Linked DNA regions of Mus musculus: region 2 is linked to region 1. The links are chromatin contacts, found by Hi-C or POLR2A ChIA-PET in ENCODE. All regions are on one chromosome and are shown on one strand. Each heading gives the region's core, a stretch centred on a gene start or an enhancer-like site at or near the end of the contact. The rest is flanking DNA. Distances are from core to core; before and after follow the strand shown. Region 1 holds the start of 5031439G07Rik (RIKEN cDNA 5031439G07 gene). Region 2 overlaps Nup50 (nucleoporin 50).

Region 1 (4,020 bases), core at 15-2,514:
CCTCAGCAGGCCTCTCTCCAGTCTCCATCACACAGCCTGCATTTATTGGGCGCTGGGAATACAGTTGTCAGAAGCCAGGCCTGAGGAATACACAGTGTCTTAGTTAGAGCTGCCATGGTGCAATGTCACAGACGGGAGGCTTAAACCATTCTGAGGACTGGGAAGCCCAAGGGAAAGGGGCTGGTTTTCTGAGACGCCTCCTACAGCTATGCAGTGTGATGTCAGGGGAGTGGTAAGGATGCTGTGCCTAGGAATAATAGAACAGGAGGCAGGCAAGATATAGTTTGTTTGTTTTTGAGGAAATGTATTGGAGGACACTGGGATCCAAAGGAGACAGGAGACTAGGAGAAGGGTATCCCAGACAGGGTGAAGAAGAGTCGGGGCAGACAGAACTTTATGCTTAGCATGATTGTGAGAATTTGACACTGGAAATGTAACTGGCTGAGACCAGCAGTGCATGGTCACCTACCCTGGTCCTGGGAAAGGACCACCGAGTGAGTTCAGAACGTGGCTTCTGGCGGCTGCTCCCTGCATCTTCCTCTTTTAGCACAGGGATGGATGCCCAGCTGGACCTTGGCCTTTAATTAGGATCACATGCAAGCTGATCTGATCCACCTCTGGCCTCTAGTCAGCACAGGAGCTAAGACAGGAAGCAACTCTCTGACCCCTTTTCCTAAGTGTTCAGCAGAGGAAACTGAGGCGTCCCAGGAGACCTCCGAAAGGAGGTGGTAACTTCTTGTTGAGTTTTGTGAAGCAAGTTTTTAGCAGAACCTACTTGGAAGGTTCAGACAGAAATAAGCAGAGCTGGTGTGCTGGAGGCTTCAGGGAATGCACAGGGCGGTGACAAAGCGCAAAATCAGTGAGGCGCAGAGGGGGCGGCTCAGAGGCGTGACTCTACTGGAGGGGGGGCGGGGGGCGGGAGAAAGTGGACTCAGGGTTGGGGAACACGGGCAGCAGGGAAGGTCAGCAGGCCAAGGAAGGTGTGGGAATGAGATGACGAGAACGTCACGCGACAGGTTGGAGCGAGGACGCGATGGGCTTTTGAAGTTGGCAGCAGCTGGTCGCAAGGAAGTAGGCGGGGCCAGGACCAGGGACGACTCACCGCCTTGCCCAGAGATCTGGGCGGAGTTTTAGGAGTATGAGGCAGGGCCTTTGCGTGTCGGGGGCGGGGAAAGGGCGGGTTTGGGGGCGGGCCCGCGTCGGGGGTGGGGCCTGGGCGGTGTCGAGCGCGCGCGGGCGGGCGGTGGCGGAGCTGAGGATCGCAGTGCTCCGCTGTGCTCCGAGGTCGGCGGTGGCGACGGCGGCGGCGGCGACGCACACAAAAGCGGATTGTGGCTTCACTGGTGCTCGCGGCGGGCGGCAGCGGGGCACGGGCGGCGGGGCGTGTCGGTGGCCCCCGCGGGCGCGGCGCGGGCGATGAGCCGGGGCCCGGCATGGCCTCCGCGCGGCCGCCGGGCAGGGCCTGTGCCTCGGCGTCCGCGCCCGCGGGGCTCCGGGCTGGGCCGGCCGCCTCCCGGGAGTCCGTGGACAGCAGCGAAGCGGAGGAGCGCTCGTTGCAGCACATGCTGCGCGCCATAGCCGAGGAGCGCGGACGCCTTAGCCTGCGCCGTGAGGTCTGCGGCCTGGGTGAGTGACGGGGACGGGCGCGCGCGTGAGTGTCCGCGCGAGTCCACCTCCGCTAGTCCCCCTGTGCTCCTTGCCCTCCGTGCATCCCCACCGCCCTGGGCTCTGTCTTTCGGGACCCCAAGTCTCAGTGTCTTTTTGGTACCACAGAACCCCGATCCTTGTGTCTCCGCGTCCCTATCTTCCTCTGACCGCCAGGATATCTGTCCCAGCTCCTTCTTCCTCTTCGTGGTTCCTTAACTCTTCTTCCTTCTCCTGGAAGATCTGGGGGCCCCACTGCTGCTGCAGGGAGTGTGGGCGTGAGATTTTGGGAGGCCCTTGAGTTCAGAGTTCAAGGCAGTGTGCCCTGACCACATTCCCCAGCCCACATGGAAGACCGCGGCTCTTGATTGCTGTAGCCTTTGTCTTTCTGCACCTAAAGGTCCTCTTGTCCATTAGCTCTACAAGGGACCTGTTGGGCCTCTGCCCCTTGACCCACCTACTTAGCACTGGAATCAGGGATTTGCTACAGCCTCTCCGGGTGTGATTCTGGTCTAAGGAGTCATTCAGCTGCTGGGTGGGGTGGGGGTGTCTCATTGTTTGAAAGGGCCTGGGAGGTGTGGGTGGGGTCGTCTTGGATGTGAGGTAATGCATAACTGATACATTTGCCCAGAACCATGTGGCAGAAACCCCCTCCCCTATAATCTTGGGCTTGTCATTTTCTCTAAAAAAAAAAAAAAAGACCCCTCCCTTCTTCATGTAAGGAATGACTTCATTCTATGTTGTGTCCCCTCACCCCCACCTCCCTGTCAGGGCTTGAGTTCTCTTTGAGGGAAGTAACAGCCTTCTAGATCCTGTCAGTGCTCCAAAGTGGAAGTGTACCCTGGTACCCTGGTAGGACCACAGTAGCAGAGGGAGAGGGTAACACCTGGAACTCAGGGTCCCTTGGTAGGCCACGCCCGGGAGGCTCTGTGAAAAGCAGAAGTGAATTTCAATTCTTTTTTTTTTTTTTTTTTTGAAGGAGACTTTTTTAGCACCTGGCCTTCTTAGGCAGCAGGGTCTAGCCCAGCTCACCTCAGCAAAGTTCTCTTGTCAGGCAGGTACAGCCACCTGGGGGTATAGATAAGGACACAGATTTTAGTGGGTTTTTTTCTCCAAAAAGGTGTCCAGAGAATGGTTTGTAGCTGATTTAGAGTGTCCTTATTAATGGACTCAGTAAACATGTATTTGAGCACCTACTGGGTGCCCACCTGTTAGGGCCAGCTGTCAACCTGGCACAGAATGTCTGAATTGGGGAGGGTCTGGGCAACCGTCTGTTGTAAGCCCCTCAGCCCTGTGACCTCTGCAGCTCCAGGTAGCTCCTTCACACTCCTCTCTGCACACACCTTTGTGGTCCCTGACCAGAAAGCATCATCATGTCTGTTATAATATAGTCTCTACTCCTAGACAGCCTTCAGGGTCTTTCCCTAAGAGCAACGAATAATCCCAGAACTCAGCCTTACCTAGGACTCACTACACTCTAGGTGCTCCGTGCACGCTCTGTCAGTTCAACTCTAACACAGTACCACTTTTGCCAAGCAGGAATATAATCTGTCAGCCATAAGGAGCCCTGTTCAGGGGCACCCAATGAGGAAGTGGCACAGCTGGCTAACTGCTGGCTCTTCTGGCCCCAGGGCTTTGCCACATCCCCAGCCAGGCCTGCTGGACCTGTTAGCTCATACAGTGACCAGGTCATCACTTCTCCCAGTCTTCAGTGTCCTCTTATAGGCTTCCTCCATTACCTAGTTCTTAGACTCTAGTGTTTTGACGTTCTGGAAGGCAGTGTGTGCCGGTGTTTCCTCTGCCTGGGAAGCTGCTCCTACTCACTTGCTCCTCAGACACTGTAAGTTCTCCTTTGAGTCTCAGCTCCTAGCTATTGCCAGGAATCCATCCTCCACACCCGTCACATAGCCCTGTCTCCTCTGTCCTAGACAACTGGCGCGACTGTAGCATTATGATGAGCCGTGTGGGTGTCCCTTCAGCTAGCCTTAAGAGCCACGAGGGCATTGCCCAGTCCTCCTGTTGGTGCCTAGCACGGGGACACATATAGAACATGTGGTCGGTAAACATAGGGAACAAATGAAGCATTTCCCCCGCTGGTGTGCAAGCAGTGTGGATGGCCAAGGTGAATGGAGCCTTTGCCACTTAGGAGAGCCTGCAGGGACAAGCCTGAGACTTGGCTTGGGGACTTGATTAGATGCTTTTTGATCTTCTTTGATAAACTACCTAACAGAAGCTATTCAGGGAAGGAGGGGTTTGTTTTGGCAAGGATAGAGTTTATCATGGTAGCTGGTGCTTGAGGCCACTGCTCACATGGTGCATGTACACACACACACACACACACACGCACACGCACACGCACACGTATGCACGCGCATG
Region 2 (4,293 bases), core at 1,531-4,030, 45 kb after region 1:
TCAAACTTACTGTACACAGAGGGTGATCTTGAACTCATGACCCTCCTTTCACTTCCATGTGTTGGTGTTAACAGGGTTCCACCACCATGCCGGTTTTATGCTGTGCTAGGGGTAAAACCCAGGGCTTTGTGCCACTGGGCAAGCACTCTCATCATCTGGGCTGCTCCCCTCAGCTTTCTTACCTTCTGTTGACCTCAGCCCCTCCCTTTGTAGATCAGGACACTTGATGCAAATAGCAGTGTTCTTTCTTTCAAAATTGTTACATGAGAATTTACACTTACAAAAATGTTTTGTTTTGCTACTTCAAAACTTCTGATTTCTACAAAAAAACATTTCAATGAAGACATGAGGTAGCACACATAGAATGTGTTAGTGTGCGAATTATGAGTGGCTTTCCCTTGAACACCCATACCCAACAGAAGGCCAGCCTCTCAAGGCAGGCTTAGTGGTGGCTGTTGACTTTGTGATTCCATCTTTCTTTGAGACATTGCATTATATTTTAGAGACATTTCAAGTGAATTTTCTTTTAAATGCCCCCATCTTTAATACATGTTTCACATTAATACAAACAAATAGCAAATCAAGGGAATGACCTTGACTTTGATAACATTATGAAATGGTATCCTCTGGGGCTGACAGACGCCATACCACATACTGGTTGGTCTGTGAAGACCCTGTGAGAGGGATAGTGACCACCCTAGCCAGAGTGTGGGCATTTCCAAAGCTGACCACATGATATATTTTGGGCTCGGTTCTGTGCTCCCATGAAAATACACCCTGGCAGTATTTGGACTGCAAACTCTCAAAGCTTTTCTAAGAGAACCCCCTAAAAACCATCACAGTAGCAGGAAGATGGCTGGAATAGAAGTTGGGACCCAAAATGGGAGTTCAGAAAAGATCCTGGCAGGCATCTGACTTTCCTTGTTGCGGAGCTCCTCTGCAGTGGGGGTGAGAGGTGGGGGAAGGGGGGAGCATGGAGGGTGAGATCATCTGGCTGGCTCTTTCTAGGGCCTGTAATCATCACGGGTCAGAAATATAGCCACCTTCCATGCAAATGGGTTTCTAAAACATGCCAAATGACTTATGTCACAAAGAATAGGTCCTAATATACTGTATACCCCGGGGTTAGACCTGCAGTGGAGACAGAGAAAGGGAGACTGAGGGGACATATAGTAAGGAGCCAGTCACTACCCTAGGAACACCAGACCAGGAGGGTTTTTCTGAACTGCTACAACTACAAGGAGGTGGGAAGGAGGCAGCGGCTTGGCAGGAAACCCATGCCCCCTTGCTATCCACATCACTGGGTAGCCCTTTCAAGTGGCCTGAAGCCTCTGCTCTGGAAGCTGGCTGCCCTGCTGGCCTTCCGTCTCCCAGCTGCCTTGGGAGGGCAGTTCTGCTCTCAGGTCTTTTATCCTGACTCATACATACCTGTAAGGAGCCGCTGTCAGCCTGGAAGAGAATGTTCCCCGGAAAGGAAAACCTTCCAGAACGTATGTAGAAGAGAGGAGTGTAAAATAATGCAGTCTCTGTAGCTCACTGTATATGCCCATGTCAACTGGAGACATCAGACTTTGTGCTTGTTAAAGGGAAGGAAGCTGGGAAATGTGAGGAAGGAGAAGCTTGCTTTGGGGATGGGCGATGAATGTTCCTGTTCTTAAGTGTCACTCACTTGCCTCCTACAGCCTCATGGAAGCCAGTGGGCCATCAAAACTTTTCTCTCTTCTATGTGGATGGCTCTTTCATTTTGGACTCTGACTTTAATAAAGCAATTAGGTTGCTCAGTTTGAAATAACCATTGTTTCTGGTGAACTTTGATTATATTTTGAATAAACAATTTTACTCAAAAGACTTAAGCCAATTCTAGAAACCAATGAAGTCCAGTGATTCAGTGGGGGTGATGGAAAGGGCCATGTGGCCCTGGTCCCCCAGCAAGCCATGTCACCCCCGTTTGCCAGGGCTTGGGATCTTCAAAGAGAAGGTAAACCCAATACATCCCTTCAGGTCCAGTGACTGCGAGGTTCCTCACGGTCATGAGAGGTTGTCATAGTTCCTGGGAATGCTGGTGGTCACTGCCATCTCCTCCTAGGATGTGCTAACGGGCATGGAGTCATGGCTCTATCTGGGAGTTACAGGGAGGGAGTCTGCCAGCCAGTGCTGGCTGATCACAGCTGTGCAGCGCGTCATCCGTTCACATACAATGACTAGTAGTAGTGTGATTATACAAAAACCACTGTATCAAAGACTGGCCTTGACCTGAGTGGGCTTAGGGCGGGGTCCCCAAAAGCTGTCAGCTCTAATTTCTATGAACCTCTGGCACTGGAAGCTCCAGGGTTACACTGGGGGTCCACACCAGATCAGTCTGTCTCCCTAATGGCTCAGGGACAATCTTGCTCTTCAGCAAGCACCTATAACTTATGAATCTCACAGTTCGGAACCCCGGGGACAGCCTTTTAGCTTTTTTCCCCTAACCAGGAAAACACCTTATAACTCAGATAATGCAGTGTCTCTTAGGAAACTTTAGAATCTGAACACAACTCCAGTAAGTACATCACGGAATGAACAAGAATCTAGTATGAATAACTTACTTCTGAAGAAGAAAGCTAACCTCTCCCAGCTGGAATTTGTCTGAGGCTGGAGGACTGCCTGCCTAGAACAGGGCTCTGGCTCTGCAGCCGACTGTAATCCAGTGCAGGCAGGCCCGGGCCAAGCTTCAAGCTGCTCACCCTACATCCCAGTCAGCTGGTCAGCCCCCACTTCAGATCCGTCTGTGCACACTACTGTGTGCTGCTTTCCCCACTGATCTGCCAAGAATATCACAGAACAGAACAGTACCCAACGCTGGTTTTTCAACTTTCCATTTATTCACATTTCATGGATTGTTACACTTCCTTAAAGGCTCATTCAAAAGCTAACACACACTGAGATTACACTGCCTGACAATTCAAGTATTTTAGCTGGAGAAAACAAGTTCCCGTTCCGAGTAGAAGGCGGATCACTCCATGTGCTGGCTACGAAGTCTGACGTCACTTTTACAAATCTGTGTTAAGGGACAGTCCTCAGGCTTGTGATTGCTTCTGGAGAGCACTTGGTGGCTGTGTACAGAGCATGTGGCTAGAAAGACGCCCTGAAGAACTCCCAACCTCACCTACAAGTGACAGAGCAGGCCATCTCCTTAAAATCCCACTCCAGTGGTCTAAGTGGGTACTCTGCAGCCTCAAGGGGCTGTTTCTCATCTTCAGAGATAGTAACATAATGAAGAAACTGGCAAGAACAGACTTCGTAATGTTCAAAAGGTAGGGAAACGGCTTTCCCTGACAGCAAGGTGAATTCCCCTCTATGCCATAGGAGGTATTTTTTTTGTTGTTGTTGTTGGTTTGTTTTGGTTTTTGGCACACAGCATGTAAAAAAACAGGATTCAGAACTGAAATGGTAAAACAGAGCATCAGCCCACCAACAGTCGGACCTGTCACTGACACAGACACAGCCTGTACAGTGTGGCTCTCTGAGGAGGACATGGCAGGGCTGGGAATGTGTCATAGTGTGAGCTATAGTGTGGGAAGGCCCAGGCTTAGCATCTGCCAGATGCACCCTGACCACAGAGAACACACACTTCCTTCAGGCAAATGTAAGACACAACGTGAGATTTTCAAACTGGAGATACACACCTCAGTTCACATTAAACAGACAAGATGCAAGTTTCTAACACGTTAAACCATAAATGAAGTTTAAGCCATGGGTTGGAACCAGCTACACACACAGTGGAAGAAGAACAGAGTGCCCTCCGGGGGCCTCCCTGTGACACTCAGACTTCATAGTGATTCCCATACTCAGGTCAGATGCAATGAGCTAGCTCCTAAAGCATAAAGACAAGACACCGAGTTACAGTCACACCCCACACATCTCCCCTGTAATTCTTGTTTCCAAAAGTGATAGTCTTTAGCAGCAAATTGCTGGAATGTTAGAAAAAAAAGCAAGCCACCCTCACTAATTTACAACTGAAATTGGCCGGGGAGCTCTAGAAGGCAGTCCAGTCATGATCTTTTTTGCTTTTATTCTTTTGGTAAATATTCAAGGCATGGGCAGATGCTCACAGAGCACTGCCACCATGAAGAGACAAGTTCCTGAAAGTGCCTGTGAGTTTGACACGTGTCAGCCCCACAGGCACGTGGCTACACAGTACTGTTCTGAAATGCACACCCCTTGTTTCATCTTTGGAAAGCTGGGAAGCCCAATGTGAAGAAGCCAGGGCCAGGGCCAACAGAAGCAGCAACCTGCTTGCTAGGAACCAATTCT

Evidence for each region. Hi-C counts contacts between places; a loop is a spot of excess contacts on that map. ChIA-PET counts read pairs that join two places held with the same protein, here RNA polymerase II (POLR2A).
Region 2: a map of left cerebral cortex shows a loop between it and region 1 (2.8-fold over the local background). The contact joins the enhancer-like site here to the promoter of 5031439G07Rik in region 1. A Hi-C loop is called at or near these places in 6 of 37 maps with a recorded cell type or tissue (CH12.LX, Patski, heart and 1 more). POLR2A ChIA-PET finds 5 or more read pairs at or near these places in 4 of 5 experiments (Patski and embryonic stem cell).

The regions. Positions count from the first base shown.
Region 1 is chr15:84,985,215-84,989,234 of GRCm38, reverse strand. 5031439G07Rik (RIKEN cDNA 5031439G07 gene) reads left to right here and starts at 1,264. Exons shown (of 10, transcript NM_001033273.3): 1 at 1,264-1,626. The coding sequence starts at 1,563. Gm39558 (a long non-coding RNA gene) reads right to left here and starts at 1,200. Exons shown (of 4, transcript XR_875533.1): 1 at 1,103-1,200; 2 at 1-80.
Region 2 is chr15:84,941,510-84,945,802 of GRCm38, reverse strand. It overlaps Nup50 (nucleoporin 50), which reads right to left. Exons shown (of 8, transcript NM_016714.2): 8 at 2,840-4,293. It overlaps 5031439G07Rik (RIKEN cDNA 5031439G07 gene), which reads left to right. Exons shown (of 10, transcript NM_001033273.3): 10 at 1-1,867. Among named protein-coding and RNA genes, the nearest start is that of Mir1249, 8.0 kb to the left of the region's middle. Within about 2 kb of position 2,780, at least 1 of the 3 ENCODE cell types and tissues checked has a DNase peak (open chromatin) inside an H3K27ac peak, as active enhancers do; it is left cerebral cortex, where a contact is called at or near this core.